Regions from separate parts of the Homo sapiens genome. Here all the other regions are linked to region 2. The links are chromatin loops, found by intact Hi-C in ENCODE. Cell type or tissue: tibial artery. All regions are shown on one strand.

Region 1 (8,000 bases), 190 kb before region 2:
CAAGTGGAATGGCAAGGTGACTGGTGGGTCTGGAGCAAAGAGAGGGAGGGGGAGCACTGTGGAGCCTTAATGCAAGGTCACAAGAACGCTTACCAGGGCCTGACCTGTGAACGTGATCTAAATGAGGTTGTCACAGCTGCTACAGGAAACAATAGAGCAGGGTGATGGAGAGAGAAAGCCCGGGACCCCTAGCGCCTGTAAGAGAATCTCAGCTCTACCACTTATCAGCTGTAGGAGCGGGGCCTTGTTACTGGTGTGGCACCTCAACGAGCAGCAGTAGCATCCCCTGGGAGTTTATTAGAAACGCAGAATCTCAGTTCAGCCCTGCCAGGTCAGTATCCGCATTTCCACCAGGTCCCCAGGGGATTTATAAACTCCTTAATATTTGAGAAGCACTGGCCTAGCACTTGTTACTTAACCTCTCTAGGTCTCCGAGGTCCCATCTGCAAAATGGGTGCAGCAGTCTCCCTTTATTTGTGGTTTCACTTTCTGCAGTTTCAGTTACATGCAGTCAACCACAGTGCAAAATGATTAAATAAAAATTCCAGAAACAAGTAATTCGTAAGTTTTAAGTTACGCACCATTCTGAATAACATGGTGAAATCTCCTGCCATCCCACTCCATCCTGCCCAGGATGTGAATCTCCCCTGTGTCCAGCGTAGCCGCACTGTCCATGTTGTTGGCCATTAGTCACTTAGTAGTCACACTGATTATGAAACGGACAGATTATAAGTAGAAGCAGGAATACAGTAAAATAGATGTTGAGAGAGAGAGGCCACATTCACAAAACTTTCATTACAGCATATTGTTATAATTATTCCATTTTAGTATGGGTTGTTGTTAATCTCTTACTGTGCCTAATTTGTAAATTAAACTTTATTATATGTGTGTATGTATAGAAAGAAATATGTATGTATAGGGTTCGGTTCTATCCTTGGTTTCAGGCATCCACTAAGGGTCTTGGAATGAATCTCCCCTGGATAACGGCTGGCTACTGTATAACAACAGTAGCTCTCTCATAAGGTTATTGTGATTTTTAAATAAGCTTGTGGCCATAAAACACTCAGCCTAGTGCTTGGCACACTGTAATTGCCCAGTGGATCTTAGTTTTTGCATTGTATCCCTGGTGGGATTAATCCTGGGGGCTGTCACGGTTTTGACTTCCTCAAGACCCACTTGAAACTTGCAACAGAGGAACAGTGCTTGTTACTGCTTCACCTGCTCTTGAGGCTGCTGGCTCCAGCAGGACCTGTCCCCCTTGGTTATAAACCACAGAAGCCCTATCGTCAGCAGCACCTGCAGTGGTGAAGATGGTTTATAGGGATCCACCCTCACTCTTTGTCCAGTTTCTCCTGTGATTCATAGTCCTCACTAATTGTTTTCCTCCGTGGAAGCTAACTGGCTAGGAAGAGGCTCAAACCTGCAATACTGGCCTTGATACCGCCATGTTTCCAAATGCAGAGATTATTTCTCTAGCCAAGATGGCAGCTGTCAAATCCGCCTCATTCCCAGCGGCATAACTATAAATCTCCAAACCACAATTATGTAGAAAAATGAAATCTGTTAATTAAATATGAGCTTGTAACTTTCAATCAAGTACCACCGGCAAATATCATAGAGTGGTAAAGCAGTTGGTTCTGAAGACAGACTCTGGTTTTGAACTCCAGCTCAACCATGTAGCTTACTTGTTGTGGTTTCTTAACCTCTATAGTTCAATGTCCTTATCTGAAACTGGGGAAGGGGGATGATAGGAGTACCTACTTCGTAAATGATGATTTAATGGGTGCAGCACACCAACATGGCGCATGTATACATATGTAACAAACCTGCACATTGTGCACATGTACCCTAGAACTTAGAGTATATTTAAAAAAAAAGAAATCCAGGGCCCACATTAGCTTCCTGGTGTGTGCACCCCTAGAATGCAGAGAGCTGGGTGCCTACAGCTGCCATCAGCAGGTAGCGAGGCAGTGGCTGATGGCATGGGGGTATAAAAAAAAAAAGAGTACCTACTTCAAAGATAATGCATATAATAAACTTGTAAAAGTCGTGAAAGACACTAAACATTCTAAAGATGTTAGTAGTCATGATTCTTATTTCTCTCTCTAGTTGTGTTGCCTGTGGATTCAAAGAAGAAAACATTCTCAGAAAAATGGAACCCATTCTTCAAGTAAGGGAATGTGGAGAGTGACATTCTCCTGCTAGTAAGGACAAGAGATGATAAAATTGAACTAAGGTGATCACAATGGGAATGAAGAGAAGCAAACACATTCAGGAGATATTTCTGGGTCCATAGGACTTTGTGACTTCTTGAGCACAGTGGCGAAGGAAAGACAGATTTAAGGTTTCTAGTCTACATTCATATATGGATAGTGATGACTACAACCCATGGGAAACATAGAGAAAGTTTCATTAAAAAAAGGACAGGTCCAAAGGCAGTCTACAAACTTCAGGGGAGTACATGCTCTGGTCAATAAATGTGTAGTTATTCAAAATGCAAGGTTCGATAAACATAAGAAAATGTGCCAAATTCATTAGTCATCAGGGAAATGCAAAGTAAAAGCACAATGACATACTAGAATGGCTAAATTTTAAAGGACCAATGATACCAAGTATTGATGAAGACGTGGAGGAACTCATTCAACGCAGGTGGGAGTGTAAATTGATACACTACTTTGGAAAAATGTTTGGTAGTATTTATCAAGGCTAAAATATGTTAGCAATTCCTCTCCTGGTTATATGAATAGTCTACAAAAATATATGTATGAAAATGTTCAGTTATTCACAAAAACTGGTAACAAGCTAAATAATGTCTTAAATGTAGAATGAATAAATTGCAGTGTGCTCATACTATTGTCTGAAATTGTCACCTAGTAAGTGCACAGCAATGGAAAAGAATAAGCCACTGAATATCATAGACAAAATATTGACTTGAAATGTTTAGATAGACACACAAGAAAAGTTCTGAATGATGATATTTACATGAAGTACAAGAACAGGCAAAACTAATAGCAAAAAAAAATGTCATTAAGCTGTACACTGAACATGTATGCATTTTACTTTGTGAAGGTTATAGCTCAATAAAAAAGTAAACTTTATAAAAGAACACAGGGCTAAAATCTTGGAGCAGTTCTTGGAAGCAATACACATGAGAAGGGCTGGAAATTCTGGTATGCACTGGAACTGCAAGGCTGTAGTGGTAATTTAGTATTCAAAATGAGTTGCTGGCTCTAACAGAACTATCAAACACTGCTTAAGGTCATTCCTGGAATTCATAGTGGTTTTGGCGTTTGTCAATTTTGGTCCCAGTGGAATCTGTAATAAGCCTCTAGAAGGAGCTGAATGGTGCAAAGAGAAGGGTGTGTCTCATAAACTATCAGGAAACTCTGGGGAGCCTGGAAGGACTGTGTGTATATCACAGAGCTGCCACAAGAGGGCACTGCCTCAGTCAGGAGGCGGTGGCTCCAAGTGGCTCTCAAGGCATGCCACCCACCTCCACCGCGACCCAGGAGCTTGGAGCTCTCCCCAGCAAGAGTAGTAGATGGTGTGTCCACCTGAGGTGGGACTGTGGTGTGGATTCTTCTGCTGGGGTGGCTTCAATTAAGCTGCTTCCTTCCTCAGGTGCAAAAAAAAAAAAGAAGAAAAGAAAAGAAAAAAAAAAAAAACAGCCAAAAGTGGCGTCTTCTAGTTCTACAAATTCCAACAGTTTAGATACTGTATCTCAAGTATCCCCTCTATTTGCTGTCTGTTTATTCATGAATATTTTTTGAACACCTACTATGTGTATTGAGGACACAACAGTGAGGAAGACAGAAATAGCTGCTGTCCATATAGAACTTAGCTTTAAATAAAAGAGAAAGACAGGAAGCAGGATGTATTCAGATTATAGTTAGTGATATGAGGAAAATGACAAGGATGATGTGGAGGGCAACAATTTTAGATAAGGTGGTCAGGGACTGCCTCTCTAAGGAGCTTATGTTAAAATTGAGGCTTGAATAATCAGAAGAAAGTGGCCATCCAAATAGCTGTGGGACGAGCCTGGCACAGACGAGAGTAAGTGTCAGTTCCAGAGTGGGGAGCACACTCGCTCTCTGCCACCCAGCACGAGCTACCTGTGGGGATTGGGCTTAGAAGCACCTAGTATGCCTCTCCACCGTTTACTCAATATCACCTTTTACTTAATATTAATGCTCTCTGGTTTTCCACCTCCTCTCAGCAAGGAGAGGAAACGGCAATTTTCCACCAGCAAACATCAGTATTCTGGGATTTAACTACCCATGAGTTAGAACTCAACATGGCAGCAGGGAAACCTATTGGATTTAGAATGCATTTGCTCAGAAAGGGAGCGTGTACACCTAGAGATGGTTCTAACGGGACATAAACAATAAAATCGCAATTACGTGTTAGATTCCCCATAACCGCTGCCTGTAATTGATTTCCAAGTTTTTGTTTTTCCTTTTCTTTTCATCAGATGGGTAAGGGTAATGTGCCTGCCACATCAAAACAAGGCTTGAGAGAGGCTTGAGATGCAATTATGTATACAGAAGCAGGAAGGAATCTTGGCCCTGGTGCGCTCCTGTCTTCCCCATGTCCCCTGAGTACCCTGGGCTTATCCAACCTTTTAGTAATTATCACATGGGATTGCCATTCTCTCCTCTAGAGCAGGAGCTATTCAAGAGCAGAGACCATGTGGAGTTTGTCTTGCTGAATGCAGCTTCTAGTTCATTAGCTGGTGCTTTGCACACACTTGGTAAGTGATGGTGAAATGCATGCATGCACACATGCCTGAGTTAATTCATCACCTCAACTCAGTCTATGCTTACTGAGCACCTAACACATGCAGGTATTCCTCTAGATGCTTAGAACATGGCAATAAGAAAGACAGACAAAAATTCCTGGCCTCACAAAGGTTGTCTGATAGTAGGAAGCAGGAACAGACAGACAATAAATTAAATAAATAAGACCAGGGTGGCTGTTGTGTATCACCTGAAGGTAAGACTAACAGGTGAGGGTGTCAGTCAACAGAGGGCACCCTGATGTGAGATGAAGTAAACCTTATTAGGACTTGGCCTTGACTCAGAGGACTAAAGAACTATCAGATATCTGTGAACACAGGATGGCATGATCTGACTCATACTTCTAAAGGATCAGGAAAACGCGACTGGGTTTTAGAACCGGGGGCCAAAGTGTCCATCCTGTTCAGTTATAAGCACCAAAACAGAGATGCCCTTACTTGGGGGCAAGAATAAAAGAAGTAGAAACTTGAGGCTCCCTCTGTGAGCTACATGGAACAATACTCTAGATGGACTGGCTCTGGGGTGTACCTGCCACAGTGCCGCCATATCATCTGCCTCTTAGCTCACTTTTGAAGGTGAATGTCAAGGGTGAAGGGTGGTGGCCTAGAAGGTGAGCACTGCTCAATCTCGGCCTCAGTGAGGGAATTCCAAAGGCTGGGACTCTCCGTCGGGGTTTCCAGTAGTATGCAGAGACTCACAGAGCAGACTGAGCTCCGCTGGGGTGCAAAGACTGCTCTGCAGAGTCTGTTCTCGGCAAACAGCCAGGCCTACCCCAGGAAGGAGCTCAGGGTCTGGAGGTGTCATCAGGTCACATTTATCCAAAGGGATCATTCTCATGGTCCTCTTGTTTCTCCCATCCAGCAAGCAAGGGATCCTTCCTTTTTATTTTCCTGTCCTTTTCACACCTGTCTTTCTCCATCAGATCGCAACAAGACCTTGAATTCACCCCATAACCGCTGCCTATAACTGATTTCCAAGTTTTTGTTTTTCCTTTTCTTTTCATCAGATGGGTAAGGGTAATGTGCCCGCCACATCATAACAAGGCTTGAGGGAGGTACATTTCACACATGAGTATGAAAACCCAATCATCACACTTAGGAACCACAAAAGGATGGAGGGGAACGGTTTTTTGGTTTTGTTCACTGTCTCTGCTGGTGAGACAGAAACCTCTATTCTGTCTCTCTGGCTTCCCTTAGAACCTGCAAGAATCCAAGTCTCAGTGCTCCTGCCTCACACCCTCTGGTAGGCATCTGCTGTTTTTGCATGCCCAGCTGGATTTTCCTTTGCAAAGCACCATTCTACCTTAAGAGTCACTGAGGTTCAGGTAGGGCTGATCCCCCGCTTACCTTGAGACACAATGATGAGACCTGGCCAATCAGAATCATGGTGATCATTCAGGGCACAAGCTCGGCCCATGCAGGTCAGCCCTGGGACATTTGCAGACATTACTAGGAAAGGGGTGCAGTTTGCGCTACTGGGATTGCTCCAGTGGTGAGGCAAAAGCCTGAGGCTACTGTTTTCAGCTTGGCCACAACCCAGCGAAAGCCCATCAGTGAATACGGCCATTGCAAAAGAAAGCAGTTAAGGCATGAGGAGGGACAGCATCAAGGCCACCCCATTAGAGCTCCTAGACCCAGCCAAGCCTGAAGCCATTGCTGCCCTAGGCTTTTCAGGTACAGGAGTTGTATTAGTTCTCTTTTGCTGGCGTAAAAAATTACCACGATAACGGTAAGGATAGCCTAAAACAACACAAATGTATCCTCTTACAGTTCTGGAGGTCAGAAGTCCAAAATCAAGATGTTGGCAGGGCTGTGTTCCTTCTGAAAGCTCTAGGGCAAAAGCTGTTGCTTTGCCTTTTCCAGCTTCTAGAGGCCACCTACATTCTTCGGCTCGGGGCCCTTCCTAACACTGCTCCAAACTCTTGCTTCCATCCTCCTGTCTCCTACTTCTGTAACCAAACCTCTCTGTTTCCTTTATAAGGATCCTTTTCTTTATGTTGAGACCACCCAGATATTCCAGGATCATCTCTGCCATTTCAGGATCTTTGACTTAATCAGATCTACAAAGCCCCTTCTGCCATAAAAGGCAACGTATTCATGGGTTTCAGGTATTAGGATGTGGATATTCATGGATTCTGGGGATGAGGATGTGGATATTCATGGGTTCTGGGGATTAGGATGTGGACATTTTGGGGTGCCTTTATTCAGCTGACCACAGGAGTCCATGTCCTCCTTTTTTTTTTAGAGCCACGTTAGGGCGGGAATCTGTCACTTACAATAGAGTCCATAATACGTATTCCTAAATCCACACCATCATCTTACTTCTGAAGAACAGACAAACCCTAGTATTCAGTTCATCCAATCAGAGTTATAATTTCCTTGTATCACACTTCAGTATTTTTAATTTTGGCCAGCAGTACAGAATAGAGGTTAGGAACACAGATTTTGGATTCAGAAAGCTTCGGTCTACATATTGACCTTTCCACTTACGAGTTAAGCCTTTTAAGCTACAATCCTCCTGATCTGTCAAATGGAGATAATGAAAGCACCTGCCTCAGCTGGTAATCGTAAGAATTAAATGAGATAATGAATGCATTGTGCTCACACTAGAAGGTCAATGCTCGATAAATAATGCTCTTTCCACTAAGATTGCAGACATGACTCCTTCCATCTGGTATTACACTGATTTCTTTTATACAATGTGTCTCAATTAATTGCTTCATTTTTATTTAGCTCCTTTAGAAGTGGCTCCAGACTCAGAGAATGTACCTTGTTGGATCTTCACACCAACACCTACATTTTAACGGTGTTGTTGGCAAGCGGTTTCACAGAACAGACAACAGAGACAACTTTTTGCAAGCTGGCCGTGACTTCCTTCCTTTATTCTCTCTCTTTATTGCTGACATTGCTCTACCTCCAGCGCAACCCTACCCCATCTGTGAGGTCGGTATTTTTCAGCCACGCTAAGCAAAGACTTTTCTTCATCCCTGTGTAATTTTGTTCTTTCCCCAGCTTATTTAATAACTGTGGGTTTTTTTTTTCATGTTCTTACAGAAAGTGGGGTTGCTCCTCCCCTCTGTCAAATTCCACTTGCCACTTAATGCTCCAGTTTAACTCTGCAGAAATTATTTCGGCCTGGCACTCCCTGGGCATTGCTTTTGTGTGCAGGTGCCACTCTGGGTGGAGTCAGGGCATGTGTTTAGAA
Region 2 (8,000 bases):
ATCACACCTGTGCACTCCAGCCTGGGTAATAGGAGTGAGACCCTGTCTCAAAAAATAAACAAATAACAAAAAAAAAAGCCACCATTTACTTTGGAATGGAACATGACAGTTTACAAGTGTTTCCACGTATTTCTTGTCTGATTCCAGTAACTCTTCAGAAATGTAGATGAGTAGGATGTTGAGGATAATGTCAGTGTCCCACCCAATTCCTTTTTTACTTTTACACTCAGACTTTGGTGTGCTTTCATTTCCAAACTGCAGCTCTATTTTGGAGAACTTCCCTTGGGCTATTAGAGAACACTTTGCCCAAATGGGTATAGCACTAGAAGTTTCTGGGAATTTACATTCCCTTATCCTGCCCTCAGTCCTAGCCAGTGACTGAAATGCAGGAGCATGAAAGGTTGGCCAGACATTGGTGGCTCATGCCTGTAATCCCAGCATTTTGGTAGGCAGGGGCCAGAGAATCACTTGAGGACAGGAGTTGAAAACTAGCCTTGGCAACATAACAAGACTCCATCTCCATAAAAAATTTTTTAAAAAATTAGCCAGTGTGATGGCACACACCTGTAGTCCTAACTACTCAGGAGGCTGAGGCAGGAGAATCCTTTGAGCCCAGGAGTTTGAGGTTGCAGTGAACTGTGATCATGTCACTGCACTCCAGCCTGAGCAACAGAGCAAGATGCTATCTCTAAACAAAAAAGAAGAGGAGGAAGAGGAGGAAGAAGAGGAAGAGGAGGAAGAGGAAGAAGAAGAAGAAGAAGAGGAGGAAGAGGAAGAAGAAGAGGAAGAGGAGGAAGAGGAAGAAGAAGAGTAAGAAGAAGAGGAAGAGGAAGAAGAAGAGGAAGAGGAGGAAGAGGAAGAATAAGAGGAAGAGGAAGAAGAGGAAGAGGAAGAAGAAGAGGAAGAGGAGGAAGAGGAAGAAGAAGACGAAGAGGAGGGAGAGGGAGAGGGAGAAGGAGAAGGAGAAGAAGGAGAAGGAGAAGAAGGAGAAGGAGAAGAAGGAGAAGGAGAAGGAGAAGGAGAAGAAAACAACTCTAGAGCTGCCTCCAGAGTTCCCCTGTGGGATCACGCTGGAAGGCTGGAGCTGGCCCCTGCAGGACTTTTCCTGAGATCACACCCTTGCTCTGCTTCCTCCCCTTTCCTTACTACCCCCATTCCACCACTTCCTTAATAAGCCACTCAAACCTGAAGCCACATGTAATAGCTACTCCTGGAGAGTGTGACCTAAGACTCAGGTGTAATTAATTATCAACCTCTTACAAATGGAAAAATGGACTCAGAGGAAGTTAAGTGACTTGTCCAAGATCATATAAGCTGAGTCTAGAGCCCAAGTCTTTCCATTAATCAGCCAATCAATCAATATTTACTGAGCATCTATCACTATACTCAGAATGGGGAATAATAGAGAGATAAACACGCTACAGTCCCTAACTCCATTCAAATGTACAGGCTGGTGAGAAGAAAGGCAAGACTCACCACAATGATTTTAGCTGGCAGTACTTTCCAACCGAAAGGAACTTGGAATAAAAGGGTATAGGGTATTAATTATGTCTTTTCAGGTTGATTTTGTCATGACGCCACTTGAAGTCAGTCAAAAGAGTGAGGATTTTTGCTGAACACAACTCAAGTCACCTCAAGTCTAATCAATTGCTTTCCTGCCCATCAGGGTACCACATTTAAGCAACTGCTGGGGGGAGAAATAGATAGAGAGGGGGCTGGGGAGGATGGGGACTTAATGGGATCCATGATGGAGAACTAGAAAGGAAGAAAATGGCTAGGTCCAGGAAGAATCTGACACTAAAGAGGCAGTGTTTCTGCACATGGTTACCATCCCTTCAAATGCACCCTAGGGCCATGGCCCTCAACCTCTCAGATGCCAGCTTCCTGGAGAAGGGCCGAGCCCACCCTCTGTAAACCAAAAATAAAATTCTAAGCCCCCCTCAACCATCTGAATTGACACCCTCCTCTAGGCCAGGGTGCTCCAAAGTTAACCTGAAAAACTGGTCCAGGCAATGACGGCAAGTGGGGGTAGTGGGGATGGGGCAGGCCTCATGATGCCCTCCTCCCTTTTGGAATTCAGGAAAAACCGACCATTATTTAACATCAACATAGACCTTAAGTCTGATAAGAAACATTTACAATCTGTTCTCTCTGAAGCCTGCTACCTGGAGGCTTCATGTACATGAGAAAACTTTGCTCTCCACAACCTCTTATGTAACCCAGATATTCCTTTTCTATTGATAATAACTCTTCCAACCAATTGTCAATCTGGAAATTTTAAAATCTACCTATAACCTGGAACCCTCTCCTCCACCTCCACTTCAAGGTGTCCCACCCTTCTAGATCGAACCAATGTATATCTTAAATGTACTTGATTGATGTCTCACGTCTCCATAAAATGTATAAAACCAAGCTGTGTCCTGACCACCTTGGCCACATGTCAGCAGGACCTCCTGAGGCCGTGTCATGGGTGTGTCCTTAATCTTGGCAAAATAAACATTCTAAGTGGATTGAGACCTGTCTCAGATACTTTTGGGTTTGCACCTCTTTAGGTCACCCACAACAAAGCCCAGCAGCCTCTCTGGGGCATCACTAGGACCTGGTGGCCCAGTGATCTGAATCTGCATGTCTGAGCCTGGCTCAGTTTGTCTGAGACTGACAGAGATGAAGTTACTCATCTAAGTTTACACAACCTAGTAAGAAGAAAAGCCAAGATCTGAACCCAGGAATGCCTGACTCCCAAGCCCACGCTTGAATACTGAGAAAGAAAAGGAAAGAAGAACAGCATTCTCATGAGTTCTCAGTTTTTCTCAGCAGAATAAACCACACTGGTAAGTTAGGCTGAGCAAACGCCTAAGCATAAAAGGAAATGAAATTCTCAATCAGAAACAAAAAAGCAGAATTAAGTCTTATATCACAAAGAACTAGCCTGGAAAGAAAGAGGAAAGCCTCAAAATGAGATGGAGTATAAAACAACGTAAATGTTCTAAAACTCAAAAGATGTGTCGGCTAGGAAGGAAAAGCTAAAGACAGAAGATGCTGGAGGTCATTTGTGTGGGTTTACCTTTATCTTCATGGTAACTTCACTGCAATTCCTCTGTATCACTTGCTACAAGAAAAGGAACAGCAGACATTAAAAAGGCAAGAAAAAGGTTAAGTAGTATTTTCCTAGTGTGCATCCAAACATGATTAGGATCAGGCCTTTCCTAAAAACTAGAGTACCAAAATAAGATAAATAGTTTTTTTTTGTTATTTTGTTTTGTTGTTTTTATGGTTTTTTTTTTAACATATATTCAAACAAGAGGAAACAGGAGGATGCCAGAATTTGCAAAGCCAATCTAACCTGATGTAGCAGAAAAAAATCTTTGATTACACTAACTTGAGGTTAAACCTTAGAAGAACACATAATATAGGAAATGGGCAGTCCTAAAAGTAGCTGGAAAATGACAACATAAGTGATGTCGAAAGCTAAGGAATACTTCTTTCTGTGGGAGACCACGCTCAGGATCTAACCATTTTCCAAGCACAGAAGAGGCACTCTTTCTTGGGAACGCACCTTGTGGGGAATCACAGGGATTCCCTTCTTCTACCTCCCAACCCCCTAGAAGTCTCTGCCCTCAGATCCAGGCAGAGGAATCTGAAATGCTTACTTGGCTTCCCTCTTGGGACTTGCAGTCTCATTAAAAATGCAGAGAGAGCCTGGGAGGAAAGTAAAGCCCCATTAACTTGAAGGAGGACCATTGAAATTTCCCTGTGCACACAAGTCCTTGCCAGTGCGACCTTGGCCGTTTCCCGGCCTGGAAAAAAAAAAAAAAAAAAAAAAAAAAAGTGGCGACGGTCAAACTCTCTTTTCCATGGTTTGTTGTGAGAGCTCCAAGAACATGTGGAAACACATGGCACGTGGTAGATTCTCAATAGCACTAAGCTCTCCCTCCTGAAATAGAAAAGTGCGAGACACAGGGGAAGAAGTATAAGGGGGATAAGGGAGCAGAGGAGGGGAAAGGGTTGACTAGGGCTCCAGCTGCTCCTGCCCAAAAGGGAGCTACCAGGGAGCATCCTAAGTCAACTGTATTCCATGGCTGGAAGGTGGAGCCGGGAAAAAATGGGGAGCATAGAAGAGAAGTATCTTGATACCTCAACCCAATATAGTCATGTCTAGAAGGGAGACACTTTTCCCAGGGAATGTGTAGATGAGGTCAAGCTCCAATGAGAAGCTGTGAATTAACCATAATCTTCAGAGCCCAGAGCCTGGAGAGATGCTGATGGCACCCGGAAGTAGGAACTGAAGCTCTCCTACCCGTATTATCAGTAGAGCTTTTCCCTCTGTCAAATCAGAATCCTCTGGAGGGCTTGTTAAAGGACAGATTGCTAAACCCCAACCCAGCCTTTCTGATTCAGTAGATCTGGGGTGCAGGCCAAGAATGTGCATTTCTAACAAGTTCCCGTGTGATACTAGTTCTGCTGGTCCAGGGACCACACTTTTAAGAACCGCTGTGCTATACCTTTATTTAATATCCTTATGAGAGATCCTCAGCCTAAAGCTAACAGAGACTTTGAACAACTCCTCCTCCTATTGGCGCCCCTGCACTTGAGTTGAGACATTGTGCTAGCTGACGCCTGTGAGCCCTGCCAGCTCTGGTGTTCTGCGATTTTGCAAGGGTCTAACCAATTCAGTGCATTTACTGCTTAGCTCTGGGCTGGGAATGGGGAGAGAGCAGGCGTACAAGTGTGATTGAGCGACAAGGAGAATCTCCAAAAGACAGAAAGAGCAAATACTGCATTTTTTTCCTATTTCCCTAATTTTGTTCCATACTCTAAAGCACTCTCCTGACTTCAGCTAAGCTTGCCCTGGGATCCTGGGCTTGGCAGATATTTAAAATAAAGAATGAGCTGTTTGGCAAGGTAAAGTTTTCCTAAACGTCCTCCCCACCAAAGATTCTCAGCCCCTATGGCTGTGCTTCTGTGACTCAACAGTGACATCTGGTGGCCATGAAGGTGCATCCCAAGCCCTGATAACACCTGCTCGTGCTTCTGAAAACTACGGCACATACAGGGGATGCCCAAATTGCCGTAAATAAGCTCATTTATCAATCACATATAACATACCCCTACTATCTGCAAGCAAATTGTTCTCTTGGTTGAATGCGAAAAACATTAAAGTATCTGACTTCTATTTTAAATCTCTATTCATTGACCCATTTGAAAGGATACAATCCTTAGGAGGCTGACAACCCACTGTGGTTGATGCATCTTAACTAATATTCACATTTAAACTGTTTGGTTAAAGGAATGCGTCAAAGCATTTGGCAGTGGAAAAACAACACAGCCTAACTTTGCATGCAACAATTTGATCTAAGCAAATAAATAAGTTATTTTCATTTCCAGTTTAACGTAACAAGAATATTTCTACAAGATAATTTGCTTTCAAAAATTCTAGCTGTGAAGTTTAATAACAGAACATGAAGCTTCGTGTCATTTCATATTTATGCTCCAATCCCAGTTTTGACAGTTCCCATGGGCTCTGGACTGCTTGGCTAGAGATATTTTAGGCCATGTTTTCATAACAACAGGTAGAAAACGCAGCCCTAGAGCCAGGAAAAAATAAAGAGCCTTTAATAGGGTTTTAGACATGGGACTTGCTCACCTTTTTCTCCTCCTTGCTACCAGGCAAGTTTACAACTCAAAGAAATGGTCAAGTTTTCCCTTCCAGTCTCCTAAATATATGGTACTAGACGCCTGTTCCAAGCTCGCAGTGTCAGAAAAGTCCCTTCTCTCCCCGGATTGGCTAACAGCAATGGCAGCTAGCTGGTACTGATCAAGAGTTGATGCCATGCTGGGGGTTGTGCCCAAAGCATCATACGAAGCTGGCCAAATCTCCAGGGAATCACCAGGAAGGAAGAACTATGTGTATCTCATTTCACAGATGAGGTAATGGGGCCTAGCTGGTGAGGACCTTTGCACATGGTCTCACAGATAGCATGGGTTCTGAACCCAGACATCTAATTCCAGACTAGGATCAGCCCTGGCCAGGTGTGTCAGGGTGAATCTGACCCATCCTCACCTAGTCAAACCCTTCAAAGGGCAGCTTCACCATTTTCTCTTCCTGCCCTACATTTCCCACCACTCTCACACCCACAAACCCAGCCCCTTCCAATGGCATCAGTGCCTCTTGCCAGTGAAATCTCACCCTGCTTATCACTAGCCCTCCCACAGTCCACCCTTGCTTTAAGTGGGTGACATGAATGTTAAGCATCTTAAAGGCAAGACTCATGTCTAATTTGTGTCTATATTAATCCCAAGCGCTGGCACCGGACATTATAAGCAGTCAGCGGCCAGTACATGTTTGCAGGATGAACAGATGAATAAATGGACCTGGAGAAATGCACTTCCATGCTGTAAGAGATCCCTGGGGTCAGGAAGGGAGCTAATCCCATTGGAGGGCATGGACAGTGATGATGCTAACCCCCAAAGAGTGGACAGGGGAGTGGGAGCACAGGGAGGACATCTAAGGAATGTACTCAGAAGGCATCTCTATACCCAGGTTGTCACCAACAAGCAGAGTGATCCCACCACTGAACAAGACACCTTCAAGGCAGAGTCAGGCACTGCAGCATGAAGCCAAAACAGAGGACTCTGCAACCTTCCCCCTTTAGCCCCTCTGGTGGGGCATTTAGGAAATATACAGAACCCCCCTCTCTTCTCTAGCACAGAAGTACCACCACCCCTTTCTAGACTGTGAGCTCTTCGAAGGCACAGGCTGTTTGGTTCTCTGCTAAATCCTGGATATCCTTGACACCTAGAGGAGGTTCAATAGGTATTCTTAAAGCATTCAAGCCTTAATTTCAGCAGCCACTACAAAGCAGTGGTAAGGGAGAAATCTGTGTCATATCCAGAGCAACACCCAGAATTCCTCAGTCTTTTCTGAAACAGTGATGTATCCGTCTTCATATTTTGTAGATGCTAATTGTTGACAAGATGATTTGGTAGCTCAAAAAATTGGAACTGACACCGTCAACCTGTTTAATCCATTTACAATCTTTGATCATCAGTGCAAGGGACTTTGTCAACTGAGTGAGGCCAGTTTACCTTGTGAGGCCAGCATCTTGTTTCCTATTAGTGATGAGCATTACAAGTAAGTAGATTGGCTTAGCATGTTAAATAGCATCCAACAGCCCAGCAAAAATCACACGCTAATGTAAGAAAATAGAATCTGTGAAATAAGGAGAGGGAGGATTCAAGCCAATGCACATTTACTGAGCAAAAGTTTTGCTAACTAGCTTCGCCACCACTGGACTTGCTGCACCCCATCCTCCACAAATTGTCCAAAGTGATCTTTCTAAATGCCAATTGGCTCATATTGCCTCCCTGTTTAAAATTCTTTAGTAGTTTCTCCAATCTCTTTATCATGTCATCCCAGGCTGTCTGGAATATGGGCCTTGCATACCTCCCTAGCCCAAAACATCTCCCTTTCCTCACTCCACGATATGCTACACACACTCCCCCTGTACTCCAGAAGTCTCATGGTATGCATGAATGGCTGCAGAGTCTCTTTCAACAGGACCTTTGCACATGCTCCTCCCTCCTTTTGGAATAATTTCCTCTACCCTTTCACCTAGCTAATTGCTTCAGGATTTAGACAAACTGTTTATTGCATCCAAGGAGACTTCCCTAATGTAATGGGGTTAAATGGTGGTCTCTAAAAAGATACGTCTACATCCTAAACCCCAGAACCTGTTAATGTGAAAATAAAAAGGGCCTGTAGGGCCTGGTGTGATAGATCATACCTATAATCCACCCACTTTGGGAGGCCGAGGTGGGTGGATCACTTGAGCCCAGGAGTTCAAGACCAGCCTGGGAAACATGGTTGTATTAGTCCATTTTCATGCTGCTGATAAAGACATACCTGAGACTAGGTCATTTATAAAGAAAAAGAGGTTTAATGGATTTACAGTTCCATGTGGCTGGAGAGGACTTACAATCATGGCAGAAGGCAAAAGGCA
Region 3 (8,000 bases), 81 kb before region 2:
CTTCCATGAGAGTTAGTAAATGCCTGTTCCTGGCGTGGTAGATGGAGAGGCTGGATGAGATTCTCGGCAGGACATGGGATGTTAGACTAGTAAGAGGCAGGAGTACAGTTTAGGAGCAAATATTCGGGAGCTAAACTGCTTTAGTTCAAATTTCACTTCTGCTACTTGCCAGCTGTGTGACCTTGGGCAAAACACTTAATCTAGTTTAGCTTCTGAATTTCCTCATCTTTAAAATAAAAGCACCTATCTCCCTAGTATTAAATTACATAATATATGTAAAGCTCCTGGCACAGGCCTGGCACAGAATAAATACTCAAACAACAGAAGCTACAATTATTACCATCGTCATCATGAGAGCTGAGGCTTAGACATTTTCTTTTAAATGCAAATTGGAGACCCCGTTATCATTTTACACTTCTACTCATTCACAGTCTTTCCATTTATCAGTTCCTCAATGATTTTCTTTCCAAATATAGTTTTACCAAACATATATAGATTAAAAGTCACCTGGAAGCAAACCCAAACCCTGCACCATTCTATTGACAATTGGACTGATTTCAGATTCAAAGAAGGGAATTAAAAGATGAGCCCGTAGCCAAGGTTTAAGTCCTTGATGGGAATCCAGTGACACTAAGCTCAGTGGGGTAGTTGCTAGGCCAGATGACCTTACAATTGTCCCTTCCAACTCTCCAAAGTCCTCTGTGGTCTAGAAGCACAACCTGCAACTATGGATCTTTGGGGCAGCTTCTTGGTATTCTCCAGGGAACATCTGGATCAATTTCTCCATTAGTCACCTACACTGTCCAAGAAAATTACCACAGGCCTACAAGACAGGACTAAAGGAATTTTGACCATGCAGAAGCAGAAAGATTTGTAAAGCAAGCATCTCAGGCCTGAATGCTCATGGGAATCTAGCCCTTCAAACAAAAACAGGAAGCAAGAGCTTAGAGCAAGGGATTAGATTCCTGTGGGTTTGCTTTGTCTCCTAAGCTATACTCCAAGCCCTGACTACTCAAAGTGCAGTCCATGGTCCATGGACCAGCAGCAGGGCATTGCCTGGAAGCTTGTTAGAAATGTGATATCAGTCCCCTCCCCAGACCTTCTGCACTGGACTCTGCATTTTACCAAGATCTCCAAGTGATTGGTGTGCACAGTGAAGTTTGGGAAACATTGTTCCAAGCTACTTGAGCAGCAAGTTTGCTTCCTAAGAATTATTACATAATGTTCTTCATTTTTACAGCATTTTGCAAGTTACAGAGAACTAAACCACAAGACCCCTGGGAGGAGGAATAGGCTCTTTTCATTTCTGTATAGTAGGGCCTGTGGCAGTATCCAACACCAAATTTGCTCTCCAATGCTGGATGAATCTGGAATAAGTTCTGACATGGCCCAACCTAAGGAGGTGACTTGGGAAGTAAAGGGAAAGGATTAATGTTTGTTTTATACGTACTATGTATCAGACACTATTATTATAGAAGTAAGATATTTTAGTCACATTTATAATTGAGGGAATTCAGTTCAGAGAGGCCAACTAGTCTGCCCAAAGTCAAAGAACTCATAAGCAAAAAAGCCAAGATCAAACCCAAGGTTACAAAGTTAATAGAATATGGCATAGCAAAGAACTCAAATCCCAGGTCCACCTAACTCCATAACTCTGTCCATGACTGAGTATAGCACCAAAGGAATCATTCATCAAATGGATTGACATAATTGACATAATGATGTGATTGACACGTCAACATTTCTTTATTTAACAAAACAAACATATATATATGTATATATGTGTGTGTGTGTGTGTGTGTGTATATATATATACACACACACATATATATATGTAGAGAGAGAGAGAGAAAGGGAAAAGTGGGAGAGGGAGCAGGAAAGAGAGAATGAACTCACTATTTACCAGGCACCAATCCTGAACATTTTACATGGGTGACTTAGCTCACGTTTCTTAACATTCTCATGCGGAAGTTCTATTATATCTGCTTTACAAGTGGGAAAATGATAGCACAGAGAGATTAGTACCTGTCCAAGGTGACCCAGCTGATAAATGACAAAGCTGGGATTCCAGCACAAGCCCTTGAGCCCATATCGTCAACCGCTATGATGTGCTGCTACTAGCATGAAGAGAAAACTTGACTGCTGGGCAATTTGCCTACCTATTAAACCTCTGCTTCCCCAAGATGCTCCCTACCCATCATGGCAGGTGTGAAATCACCTGTGGCCAGAAGACAGGTCCTACATCAAGACATCACTGAAGCAGCCTGAGTCCCAATCAGGAAGTTCCACAGTATCCTGAGATGGAAAACCACAAGAATAAGGAAAGTATTCTCCTTTAGCAAGAAGCCGAGGAGTGTTCTCTCTATCCTGGGTGCATCAGCTGCCCTTGTTCTTGGCTGGTATTCCTGCTTCACCCTGCTCCTCCTCTCTGTCCTTCTCGCTATTAGTTCACCTCTGCAGACTTCACGTGTCTTCAACCAACAGCTATGAGCTCATTCTGCCTACCAGGAGGCCAGCTGCTCTTGGCCTGCACTTTGCTTCCGGTCACAGTCTGGAAGGTCCTGCGTCCCAGAGAGAAGTAATAATGCTCAGCCTCTTCTTTCCTGATGCACTGGGGCTGCAACTGCTCATTCCTTCCCCCTTTAACCCCGTAGAATGCATCATCCTTTGCTTTGGCCTCCAGTTGGTCATGCAAATGAACAAGGGTCCTCACTCCAGTAGGCAACAGGCTTCAGAATTGACTCAGAAAAGCGTTTGCTCTTGGGCATTACCTAATCCAATCAGCCTCCACCTGTTGCAGATGTACTCTGAAGCTCTCCTCTTAAATGAACCACAAGGTATCTTTGAAAAAAACATTTGAATTTGCCTGCATTCAGCATCACTAGGTTATTTCTAAGCATTTCAAAACCTATGCTTGCATTTGAAACATTTTCTTTTTATATGACTGCATTGGTTCAGACTCCAACCCCACTTGATGGCTAGACAGAGTAATGCTCAGAGGCTTTAAAGTTTCTACTTTACATTGATGTTTTTCAAAATTTAGCATATGTAAGATTTGCATCAGGAACACAATAAAAATGAGTTTGCTATGTCAGTTTCCAGTTTCTTTCTCTCAGGTCAGATGTCAGCATACCTAGCGCGGGACAACTGAGGAATCTGCATTCTCAAAGAGAAGCCTTCATGGTGCCACTCCTCTCCACTTCCCATGCCTTGTTTATGTAGGTGGCTCCATGCTTTGAGAAATACTGCAACAGGGTAAGAGAGTCTATGAATAGAATTTAGGATTCTATGAACGTGGATGGGAAAGAATTTTGCAGCCTCATTTTCAACATCTTCAAATTGAAAATTAGCATTTCCCTTAATAATAAATATAGGCCACAAACGACAGTTGTACTAACAGTGCCTGTGACTTTGTCACCAATGCAACTCATACTTTTCTATCACACAAGTTTTGCAGTTATCTCAAAATATCTTTTACATTCACCAGTTCTTCAAAATTGTAGTTGTTATGAGACTTGCTGCTAGATCTCAGCAATATGTTAATTTAAAAACACAGCACAAATTTTGTTTAATATTCTAATAATTGTAATTTAATAGAATTGGCTGCCTTTGTAATCCAACATTATTTTTTATTTAAAAGCGTGATGCTGAGAAGATGTCCCTGGCCTTCACCAGACTGCTGAAGGGAATCTCTGAATTAAAAAAAAAAAAAAAATGTTTAGGAAACTCTGTTCTCAGACATCCCCTTTGCTACCCCTAACTCTTTGCTGATTCCAGGGGAATTTCAATGACAATGCTTGCCCTACTCAAGGGAAGCCAATGGATAGGTCTGGTTGAGCCAATCAGATGCTCCTTCTTGACGTAGGAGCTAGCATGCAGTCAGTAGGTGGGGGACTCTGGGGCTAAGAGGTCTTTAGAATCAGGACACAATGGATCCCACTGCAAACCACAGTCCCATACCAGACAATGGTGCAAGGGACAGACTGAAGAGATTGAGAGAGCTGGCCTGTGACTAGAATACAGCAGAGATAGGAAGCAGAAGTCAGCTCCACGAGCTAGAACCTATGATCTCAGAGGGGCTGAGAGAGAAAGAGCATTCCAGTTTCCCCAAGGCTCAGCTATACTCCCTTCCCTGGACCTGCAGAAACTTCACTTCTCTTTGTATTAATCTATCTCCTTTCCCTTTTCTAGTTGGAGTTTCTGCTTCTCCTAGCCAAGGCCTTGACTACAGGTGCATGGGTGGCCCTTATTAGTTGTTTCAGTATCTTTCCATGTTTGCTTATATCATCACTTAGCTGCATTGTAAAAAAGGGTGGATTTTTAAGTCAGACTTCCCGAGCTTATCCTCTGCCACATCCTGCTTGTAAGAAGGTAGGCAAGTTGCTTGGCCTTTCTGTACTTCATTCTCTCATCAGAAAAATGAGGACAATAGGAGTAGCTACTTTGAAATCCTGGCCAGTAACAGCAGCTACCTAACATGAGCATCAAATGAATTGATGTATATAAAATATGTCTGGGACAGAGTGAGTGCTCAGTAATTGTATGCAATTATAATGCTTATTGTCCCCAAGTCACAGGCCTTGGACTCTTGTCATCTGTACCTGCTTACCCTTCTTTTCGGCACAGTCCCAATCAGAGCTAACCATGATGGACAGGCCAACATAGGGGCTGGGCATCTCCACAGATTGGCATTCTCTACTGGCAATCTTACACTTATTCTTTGTAAAAAGCTTTCCAGTAAGATCGTGAAGATTTTCTCTTGGAGTTCTGCTCAATTACTAGAATAGATTCACTTATTTGTGAGATAATTTGTTTCTCTTGTGCTGAGATTTCTCTTCTTGTTTGGGACAAAATATAGTTCACATCACATCTCCATTCATTCCTGGGCAAACAGTTCATACCCCCGCTAAGGTTAGGAAACTTTAGCACATAGGGTGTGCTGGACACAGGCACAGAGCTGCACACACTCCTGGTGGAAGGCAGGGGGCAGAATTACCAAGGCATCCCTGAATTGAACACGGTAGCTCTGAGAAAGGATGGCCACCTCTTCAGCTACCAATCTACCCCTGTCCGTCTTTTCCTTGATGTGACCCCAGGTGTTTCCTCTCCTATTAACAAATACCACCTAGCACCAGGCTCTGAACACAAACACAGGGCAGCCACTACTATTTCCTGGATGCACGTCTACCTTCAGGGCTGTCCAAGATGTGGATGCTCAGAGAGCTCATTGCAAGGGTCCAATATCAGCTTTCAAATCGATGTGGCTTAACCTCTGTCCCTCTATCATTGATGTACCCATCAGGGAAGTCACCTAGGGTAGATGTAGCATGCTAGAAAAGCTTGTCTGATTTTTGTTTCCCTCACCATTAGGCAGTTTCCTTGCTGTCTTACGGTTTAGATTATTTTTAAATGATTTATGGAAAAATGAAAACTAATGTTCAATTAGACCAAGACCCTCCATCCAAAGAAGATGAATAATATAATCAACCTAGACAAATGCCAGTCTAATTCTTAAAGCTGCCTGCAGACAAAGATTGTGAAATCCTCTTATCCCTTATTGTATCTTTTAATCAGGCTAACATTAGGAAACTTATTGCAATGATAACAATAATAATATTGACAATCATGAACATGTGATAAATGATAGCTACTTGCCATATACTTTTCTAAGCATGTTACACATGCTCATTTAATTTTCACAAAAATGAAATAGGCACTATCATTATCTCAATTTACAAATTGAGTCAGAGAGGCTAAGTGACTTGCCCAGGGTTACTCTGCTAGACATTACCCTGCTACTGCTAGGACTTCTGCTAGAACTGAGCCCATTTTCTCATGCATTCTGTGGAGAGGCTGAACAAAACCACTTAAAACTGCCCTGCCTGCTGTCCCAAAGATGACAGAAAAGCACCTCTTCACCCCTTTGCCTGGTTTCTCCTGCAGGCAGCATTGATGTGGACTGTTCGGGTCCTCTTCCAATCCTGCCACTGAATTCTTCTGCAACATGACCATGTTTTTTCTAGGACTAAGCTTCCTGGTCCATAAAATCAAGGTGTTGGACCAGGTGATTGCTAATGTTCTTCCCTAGTTGTGATGGTTAATACTGAATATCAACTTGATTAGATTGAAGGATGCAAAGGATTGTTCCTGGGTGTGTGTCTGGGACGGTTTGCCAAAGGAGATTAACATTTGAGTCGTGGACTGGGAGACGAAGACCCACCCTCATTCTGGGTGGGTACCGTCTAATCAACTGCCAGCGCAGCTATAACAAAACAGGCAGAAGAGCATGGAAGGACTTGACTTGCTGAGTTTTCCTGCCTTCATCTTTCTCCCATGCTGGATGCTTCCTGCGCTTCAACGTCAGACTCTAAGTTCTTCAGCTTGTGGACTCTTGGACTTACACCAGCAGTTTGTCAGGGGCTCTCAGGCCTTTGGCCACAGACTGAAGGCTGCACTGTGAGCCTCCCTACTTTTGAGGTTTTTGGACTCAGGCAGATCCACCACTGGCTTCCCTGCTCCTCAACTTGCAGACGGCCTATTGTGAACTTTGCCTTGTGATCATGTGAGTCAATTCCCCTTAATAAACTCCCTTTATTATATACATGTATCCTATTAGCTCCCTCTGTCTAGAGAACCCTGACTAATACACTGGTCTATTTTTGAGTTTTCAGAGAAAGAAAAGAACCCTCACCAAAGCATAACGGATGACAACTGGGTAATGATCATTTGTGATGGGGAGGGTTCAAATAACCATGATTTCATCATTGTTTGGGGATAGCTGACAACCAGAACAGTGAGTTTCCCAGCTCTGGAGGCAGCCATCATAAGAGCAAGTGGGTAGTGAAGCTCTCACACCGGGCTGGTTCTCTGATCACTGCCTCCCTGGCTGTCTCCAAGAGAACAGAAAGGGTGGTCCCATAGACCACCACAACATCACCTGGGGAACTCAGTGACATGTCCAGAACCCACTCTCAACCAACTGCATCAGGATCCCTAGAGGTGGTGCCAGGAATCTGTATGTTCAACAATATCCTGGGTGATTTGAAAAACACTGGAAACCATGACATCAGGGGCTGTCAGTTTAGAACAGGTGACTAATCTCTTATTATTACTCGAGATTCAGATCACTTTTTACATTCTATAAAATTTGGATATTTTTTATTCATTCAGCTCCTAGATTTTATTGTGAAGAGTCAAGGGCAAATTGAGGGTATGCCCAGCTTTCTAAACTTCGAGATTTTGCCCATACACATTCCTGTGTGTCTTGCATATTCCACCTTCTTCAATGGATACTGCTTTCATCTTGCAAGTGAAAATGGGAGCATCTCTCAGCTCCTTCTTGGCTCTCAGTAAGGGAATTTTCTGATGGAACGCTTTGCTACAAACAAACACCTTCTTACCTAGTGAAATGTCACCATCAGAACTGCCCTGTCCTAGAGGGCCGTGGACTGAGCTTTGTGTCACAAGAGAAGACAACAGAACTCCTTGGATCATGTGTTAGGCTGAAGGACAGCAAAACAATGTCCTGCCATCTGGCCTTGACCTTGTCTTTCAGGATAGAAACCTTCAGACATGTGCCTGAGCCAAGCTGTGTGTCAGCTGAAGATCTCCGGGTCTCTGCTAACCACAGACATGGCAATAACTTGGGCTAATAACATGTGTAGAAGTGAAGTATGTTACATCCAAAAGAAAGACGTTAGAGACGGCATGTTTCTTCCCTGCAATGGCAATAGATAATGCTCCAGACAGTAAGCCCCATCAGCATGGGTGTTAGAGACAGGAAATGTAGAGCAGAGCACTCATCCCACCCACTGAGCATATGTAGCAAGTGCAAGAAATCACCCTTCATCGCATTAAGTCAATGAGATCCACGAACTATTTGTTACTGCAGCAGAATGTAACCTATTCTGACAGATATAAAACATGACTCTTAGAACAGTGGTTTTCAACCCTGGCTGCACAACAGAATCAGCTGGGGAGCTCTAAAATAGGTGCTTGGA
Region 4 (8,000 bases), 320 kb before region 2:
ATCCTTATTAGTAAGGTATCATTGTCGTTCTTCTTGTTTTCTTTCCCACTCCTCACTGATATCTTCAGCCGCTGGTCAGACCTTCCTTAGTATTCGCAGTTTCTGGATGCTAGGGACACTGCTCAAAATTTCCTTGGGTGAATCAGAAGCTAAAATTAGGGCAGCCACTCTTCCCTTACAAAACGCAGGCTCTGTCCCACCCTCTCATCTCTGTAGTTTGCTCATTTGCTGCCAGTCCCTGCCAGCACCTCCCTTTGCCATCTGAAGCTTCCTACGCACCCAACAGACCACGATGAAGAGTCGTGAAGTGGAAGTAAATATTCAAGTGTCAGGCGGACTTTGCTACGCTCATACCAGAAAAAATTAGAGGCAGAAAGGGCGGGTGAGTATTGGCTAGGCTTGCTGTGAGCATTAAATTACATAATGTACGTAAAGTGCCCAAGATAGCACCTGGCACGTATTGCTGGTGATGGCAATAACTTGTCTCCTCTTTCTCCTCCTCCCCACTTCTACTCCTCCCCTTCTTTTCCTCCCTACTTCTTCTTCTTCTCCATCTCCTCCACTTTCTCCTCCTCATTATTATTATTTTTACATTAATAGCAGCCATCCTTACTTACGAGGCTCTTATTAAGCTAAGTGTTCACCTACAACATTGCATTTAATCCTCAAAATCACTTGGCAAGGCATACATTATTGAGCATCTCCAATTATGGCAAAGGCAATAATTAATAGTTAAGACATTGAACTGCTGAGTCCAAACACCCAAATTTGAATCATCACTTAGCATTTATTCAATGTTGGGCTCTGAGCAAACAGTTTCTTCTCCAGAAGCTTCACCGGTAAAACAGTAAAATAAATACAGTAGTTCCCAACTTGGGCTGCCAAGAGGCTCACAGGGCAGGGGCCTAGCGTCTGGCAAATAGTAGGGTTCTCCTTGTCATGACCTTTTCTCCTTATCCCCTTCTACCACTCCTAAGTCTGTAGACCAGCACTGCCTAATGGAATAATAAACATCTTGCAATTATGTGTGTTGCACATACAACTTAAATTTTCTAATGGTCACATGAAAAGAAAATAAAAACAAACAGAGGAGATCAACTTTAAAAATGAATTTTATCTAACCCAATATATCCAAAATATTATTATTTCAACATGTCAAGACGTAATCCATGCAGGAAATTATTAATGAAATATGTTACATTCATTTTTTTCATCCTAAGTGTTTGTAATCAAGTGGGGACTTTACATTTGCAGCACATCTCAGGACACACCAGCCACACTGGCCTCATTTCAGCAGCTCCATCACCACATGTGGATAGCGGCTGGTTTAAAATTATGATCCTTATTAGTAAGGCCCTATTGTCATTCTTTTTGTTTTCTTTCCCACTCCTCACTGATATCTTCAACTAGTCATACCTTCCTTAATATTCATGGCTTCTGAATGCTGAAGACACTGCACAAAATTTCCCCGGGTGAAACTGTCAGAAGCTGGACAGTGCTGGACAGGACAGTAAGAGATGAAGAGGATGGAGACAGGTCATTATGTAATTAAGTGAACCCTCCCAGGCTACATGACTCACACGTGGTTCTTTCAGGAGTCAGATCATGTCTGTCTCGTTCCACAGGCTGCCACAGTTTCTTGATAGTCACACAATCCATTAGACAGTGGATCAAGGGCCTAGTTTTATTCCTTCTAGATCTCCAAGTGGAATGATAATTATATTCAAAGGGGGGTGGGAGAGCCACCCCTTTGAATCTGGCAGGCTGCACCCCATCTCTCCAGCCGGCTGCTGTCACGCTGATGTGCACAGGCCTTTCTGTTTGGAAGCCACCTATCTCTCTCGCCCTCTAAAGAAACAGAAGGTTAGAGATGCAGCTGACCCCCACCTCCCTCACCGTTCTCTGCCAGAGCTCACCTCTTCCCAGAGGCTGGTATGTCCTTTCCACTTAAGACCAGACTCATGTCAGCCTTGGCAAGTCTGAGAGATCCTCAGCACACTTCAGGGTGTGCAATGACTGATCGGTGCTGGTCTCCAGGGACAGCGCGCCACTTGCTTACTCACCACAGTGAAGGACACATAAGCCTCGGGATTTCTCTTCAAATCACTTTGAATTGCTTGGCTCAAGTTCATGCATCTCTATCCCACCACACATGCTCCCTGATCCTTGAACACTCTGAAAAGCTTGTTGGTCTGGGATGATCTTCAGAACAGGAGCCCTGAGGGGTCTGTCTTCACCCTCCTATCCTATTCACTCAGAGGAGGTCGCTGGGAGCCTTGGATTGTTCTGAAAGGTGACAGTTTCCTACGGTCTATACCAACAATTCTCAAGATCTGGTTAGAGATCAAATTTTTGTCCATCCTCAGCAAATGGACAACATTTCTAGTTCTGACATAGAGCTAAATTTATTCAGCATGCAGGCTGATCTTTTTCTGGTGTTCCAGTCACACACTCTTGATATGCTATTATCATTGCAACCAATGTCAGTTAGGTAGGTACCCGGATGGCACAGCCTGTGTCCCTTAAGTGAAAAAAATCTAATTATCTTCTTTCACATAGAACTGAGGATCCTGGCATCCCGGAAGCATGTATCTCAAACACCTGAGCTAACCACTCATGTTAAAAAGAAATGAAAAATCCACAACACTGCATGTAATTTTAGATTCTTCTATGAAATAGTGGAGAGAGTAGATGGTGGTGTGGTGTTTGTCTTTGAATGTCCTTAATTGGCATAAGTTGACAATTCTATTTAAGTTCTCCAGAGTTATATATGTGTAAGTGCCCACACACAATATTGTATTTAATCCTTAAAACTGATCTGCAATGTAGACATATATAGAGCTAAAAAATCTCCATGTCTGGGAAATACTGATTGGATACTTGCATAATGACATGAGATGTGGAAATTCTTGAAGACTAACAAGTAATGTACAGGTGAACAACTTTTTGAGGGGCAGCAGTAGAGGAGAGTGACTCAGCTCTGCTCTCCGGACTCATTGCTTATTTCCTTTTCTGAAATGGGTGAACTAGCTCCTTTCTACCAGGACAGCATCACATATAGCAGCTAACATTGTTTCTGCCAGGCATCGTGTAAAGGACCTGTGTGCATTACCTGTGCAAAGTGCCTGTGTGCGTTACCAACTTTTATTATTATTATTATTATTATTATTGAGACAGAGTCTCACTCTGTTGCCCAGGTTGGAGTGCAGTGGCATGATCTTGGTTCAAACTGCACCCTCCACCTCCCGGGTTCAAGCGATTCTCCCATCTTAGCCTCCCAAGTAGCTGCGATGACTGGGACTATAGGCATGCACCACTATACCTGGCTAATGTCTGTATTTTTTTAGCAGAGATGGGGTTTCACTACGTTGGCTAGGCTGGTCTCGAACTCCTGACCTCAAGTGATCCACCTGACTCAGCCTCCCAAAGTGCTGGAATTACAGGCATGAGCCACTGTCCCTGGCCACAGCTTGAATTCTTATAATAACTCTGTTGGATAGACAGAGTATTCCTGCTATGGCAATAAGAATATCAAGAGGAAGCAAGGGAAGGCAACTGATTCAAACCTGGGATTCAAATCCAGTTTGTCTGATTCCAGAGCTCATGTTCATACCTACTGTGTTATAATATATCGTGTAGCTATGTGGAAGTAAACATAACATTATGGGAATGAAAAGTATGTACAGTATCATGGATTTGGCATTTCTTTTTAACTTGGATGGTTAGCTCAGGTGTTTGGTATATATGACTTTGGGATGCCAAGATCTCCAGTTCTGATGTGGTAAAAATTAATTCGACTTTTGACTAAGGAGACTCATATTATACCATCCTAGGCACCTACCTAACTGACAGTGGTCACAATGGAAGCAAAGAGAGTGTGACTGGCTCGGGGCAAATCCATCCCAACCACTTGCCAGGATGCACAAAGCACACAGTCCATTGCAGAAGACAAAGAATTATCTCACCATCTCCCTGAGTCTAGCCTGAACTCTGCAGGCATGGTGTACAAGGATTTTCTGGGTACTTATCATTTCATCACCAACTTCTCCATGTTGCAGTCTTGCTAGAGGAGTTATTATAATGACACTAAAAGTATGAGGTCTAAATGAGATGGTTTGAAGTGGAGCCTCAATCTGTCAGAAGTCTTTACTCCTGCTTTCACTACTGTTTCTCCACACCCCTCTCTTCAAACTGGAATAGTAACCACCACAGAAATAGTCAGCAGATTTATAGTACCATGCTATGGAAGTTACGAATGCACTTGGCTGCAAAAAGGGGACTCAAGTGAACTCAACTAATCAACACGGCGAGCCACATGGCACATTTCTCCAATTTAGTTCATCACTCAGCCAGCTCCAGGCAGGACTTGAGTCCTTCATTGTAACCTAAGAAAATAGACTTGGCTCCCGTTATCCTGGAAGCAATCTCAGCCTGCTGCTGATCAAAAGCAGAACAACCACACATTCTCATCTGCACAACCTTTATGAGTATCTATCTATGGTTTGGTTCAGATCCAGGCACAAACTTGAATTAAAGGTTGAGATCGATGACTCAGAGCTTAGCTAGAAATGCAGGCGAGAAAATGGAGCTGTGAACTGGAAGGAGAATATGTCTGAGGGTGACAGGCAGAGATGGAAGCACCAAAAGCTCAGACCTACATCCCAGCTCATCTGCCCCAGGAGATCCCATTAAGCTGCGGTGCTCTGGGCAGCAGAGGGCACTATTAATACACTCTGAAGTAATTGGCACACTTAAGGAAGAAAGACGGGTTTAGAATAGGCTTGTGTGTGGCGTTTGGGTGGGGAAGGTCATAGGATTATCGTTTTCACCTTCAGTCTCTCTTGTTCTCAAATTCAAATATTAACAAGCATCTTAAAAAAGGCTACAGGGTAAAACTGACTCTTGAGTGGAACTTCAAGTTTTTAGGATCTAAAGAACACACACACACAAATCCACGTTAAATAGATCACTGCAGTCCAACTTCATGGGGCTAAATGCCTTGCATGCATTATCTTATTTATCTACAACTCTGTCTGAGTAGGGACTGTTTATTATCTCCATTTTATAACTGAGAAAACTGATACCCAAAGAGGTCAAGTGCCTTGCCCCTAGTTACCAACTCATAAGTGGCAGAACTGGAATCTAAGCCAACTTCAGATGCCAAAGTCCATGCTTGCAAACTCTGTGCTATACCTCCCCAAAGATATCTTTTCCGTAACGTGAGAAGAAAACATCACCTCCTTAACCACTAGCAGGAATGGAAGGTGAAGTGAATTCAGTGTTGTTACATCTGTGCTTCAGAAGTTAGGAAAGGCAAGGATACTTAAACCCTGCTGTAATCTGTCTTCCTCCACTAGCCAGCTCCTCAACTTGTTTTGACAAAAGTTGTGGGTTAGGAAGTAGATGGCTATGTCAGAGGTTAAACAGCCTCCAGATTATGAAAATCTGACTGTGGCCCGAGAGTTTTAACCTTAACACCAACCTAAAGGTGTGGAACCAATCAGGGTTTTGAGGTTGCTAGTCACAGAAGCCAAGTCAGGCCATGCTTAGAAAATCAAGGGGGTTTAGTTGGAGGAAACTGGTAACTCACTGAGCTAAAGGGGACTTGAGAGAAGTACAGAAACCAGGACCACACCGTCACCATAATGGCCAATCCCTTTGGACACAGCCTTTGTCCTGTGACCGGCCTAGCTTGGACCCTGTGCCCACTCCTGTAGTGGGTGGGAGTAAAGGGTGGACAGTGTGTGCATTCTGCTGTCTACAAGAGCTTCATAAAATGGTAGAAATTTCCTGAAATAAATATAGGGGCTTTTTTCCAGAAAAGAAAAGGAAGAAGGCTAAATGTTAGACAAGCGAAATCAATTAAGGTCCAAGGCAGATACCTTCAAGTGGCCCAATTACTCTGGAAGGCATAAAGTTAGGAGTTGTTCATCATTTGATCCATCTCTATCTTGAAAATCTAGCACAGAACATGGCACATAGTAAATGCTCAATAAATGATGAAAATACACATTAATCAACCAACAAACCAACAAACTCAATGACAAGCAAGTGGCACCAATGAAAGAAACAGACTTCCTAGGTGATCGACTTTCTAGAGATATCACCAATGTGAACTTACAATCCTCCCACCTCTAAAATAGTCTATTTTGGAGCTCCTACTACACCTAATTTCTGGACCTTCCTGAAGCACTGCTCGGGCTAATATCGCTAATCACGTTCCCATGAAGTATTTAGATGAAGATACAGAGACCACTCATCTTGGTACTCTCATTGTTCACAGTGCATTGCAATTCTCTAGTTCAGTTCCCTTCCTAGGGATGACAAATACATGGTGTGTGTGCCCCCATCCTCCCCACTCTCCATATCCAGGACAGACCTTGTTAATGGATCATGACATTCATCCTACTGAGCCCAAACAGCCAGGAACAATCCATCAGGCTGGGCACACAAGGTAAAACCAACTTATTATGCCTGACTCAAGACATCTGGAATCACTACTTCAGCACACAGCCAAATGATGACCCAGCTCATGCCTGACCACCTTCGTAGATGGGAAATATGATCTCATGGAGACAGCATATTCCATTTTAAGAACTCTGTTAGAGTTTTTTCCTTTACGGACACTTCTGGGTGAACATAGAGACAACACACCTGGGCCTGCTGTGACTGCCTCTTCCCAAATTTTTATGAAATAATCCTGAAGATACAAACAACAGACTGCAGCTGGCCCTTGCAGAAAAAAAAAATGACAAAAATCCTGGGGAAATTTTTACTAACTGCACTGATGAAAGGCATGGATGGAAAGGCACAATTTTTGAAATACACACCATATGTACTACCCTTTCATTCATAACAGCATAAATGCCCTCCAACACACACAAAGGTAGGCAACACACCAGCCCCTCAGTCTGTTAAATTTTACTTCATGCCCTTATTCCTGCACTTCTCAGGAAAGAAATGGAAGCCAACCTCCAGGAACACCCTTCTGAGATACCCAGAACTAGGGTCAGGGCGGTCCCTTTCTCCTTCCCCATCAATTGCTCTTCCTTATCTCCATTCATTTTAAGAAAATAACACTGGCATGTGCTGTGATGATAATTAGGTTTCATTTTAAGATACTTCACTACCTGAGGAAAGGTCCTTTTGGTAGCAATGTGGTTTCTCATGCCCACATTGTACAATGAAAAACTGCAAAGAGTCTGAGAAACCAAGTTGAAGGAAGAAGCTTCCTCCTCACTGCAGGAGGGCTGTAGTAGAGCTACCTGCCTGCTGAGCATGAAAAGTGTGTTTGTGTATGGACACATCACTAAGATCTCATTGGAGACGAAGAAGTCAACACCTGTAGGGTGTTCTTCCCAGTCCCTTGAGAAGACATCCCTTACCCTCTAAGGAAAGACCAGTACGATCACACCAATACAATACCCAGAGCAAAGGGGTCACTAACAAAATAACGTGTTGAGCAAATGAATAAGAGAATGACCAAATGAATGAATGACAAAATGAACACACTTAAAAGGATAACGGGCATAGGGACAAAGAAAAACACACCTTTCAAAATTGTATTCTTTAAGAAATGAGCAGAGCATGGGTTTTGCAGAGCCAGGTCAGGGAGCTGCAGTGAAGGACAGGTGGAAAGGATGAGAAAGATACAATGCTGAGTTCACTACTGAAGCTCAATGGGAATCCAGATATTCAATAGCATAATTAAGGTTCTCCTTGGAGGCAGGGAAGAACAGAGCGGAAAATGTGAAAATTCAATTAGTATGTGTCTGTGAGAATGGAGGAGCTCCTAGAGGGACGAAGAAGCTGGGCCTGTTCCTGGGGGTGCCCTACCTCCCATCACTCAGATGTCTACGTGCAAATGTCACTTCCTTGGAGATGCCTTCCCTGACTATGTGAAATAGAGCCTCTCTTTTGCTCCCTGTTTACTTAATACGCTGTGCTTTGCTTCACATTTATTTGCACATATTTGTTGTCTGTCTCCCTGACTGGAAGTT

The links. Hi-C counts contacts between places; a loop is a spot of excess contacts. Peaks named below come from ENCODE experiments on the same cell type or tissue, not always from the same donor. Only the 100,000 strongest peaks of a DNase experiment are listed, where the experiment ranks them.
Region 1: it touches region 2 in a loop (2.3-fold over the local background); 60 of 110 quality-filtered maps call a loop at or near these places.
Region 3: it touches region 2 in a loop (3-fold over the local background); 59 of 110 quality-filtered maps call a loop at or near these places.
Region 4: a loop joins it to region 2, with 4 times the contacts of the local background. A loop is called at or near these places in 47 of 110 quality-filtered maps.

The regions. Positions count from the first base shown.
Region 1 is chr16:82,452,229-82,460,228 of GRCh38, reverse strand. It overlaps the pseudogene LOC124903788. Among named protein-coding and RNA genes, the nearest start is that of CDH13, 170 kb to the left of the region's middle. In tibial artery, a CTCF peak has its summit at 3,409 (motif pointing right); no DNase peak of the experiment used is centred here.
Region 2 is chr16:82,260,679-82,268,678 of GRCh38, reverse strand. No RefSeq gene overlaps it. Among named protein-coding and RNA genes, the nearest start is that of MPHOSPH6, 94 kb to the right of the region's middle. In tibial artery, a CTCF peak has its summit at 4,983 (motif pointing left); no DNase peak of the experiment used is centred here; H3K27ac peaks cover 1,713 bases.
Region 3 is chr16:82,341,344-82,349,343 of GRCh38, reverse strand. No RefSeq gene overlaps it. Among named protein-coding and RNA genes, the nearest start is that of MPHOSPH6, 180 kb to the right of the region's middle. In tibial artery, a CTCF peak has its summit at 4,975; no DNase peak of the experiment used is centred here.
Region 4 is chr16:82,577,199-82,585,198 of GRCh38, reverse strand. No RefSeq gene overlaps it. Among named protein-coding and RNA genes, the nearest start is that of CDH13, 46 kb to the left of the region's middle. In tibial artery, a CTCF peak has its summit at 4,760 (motif pointing right); no DNase peak of the experiment used is centred here.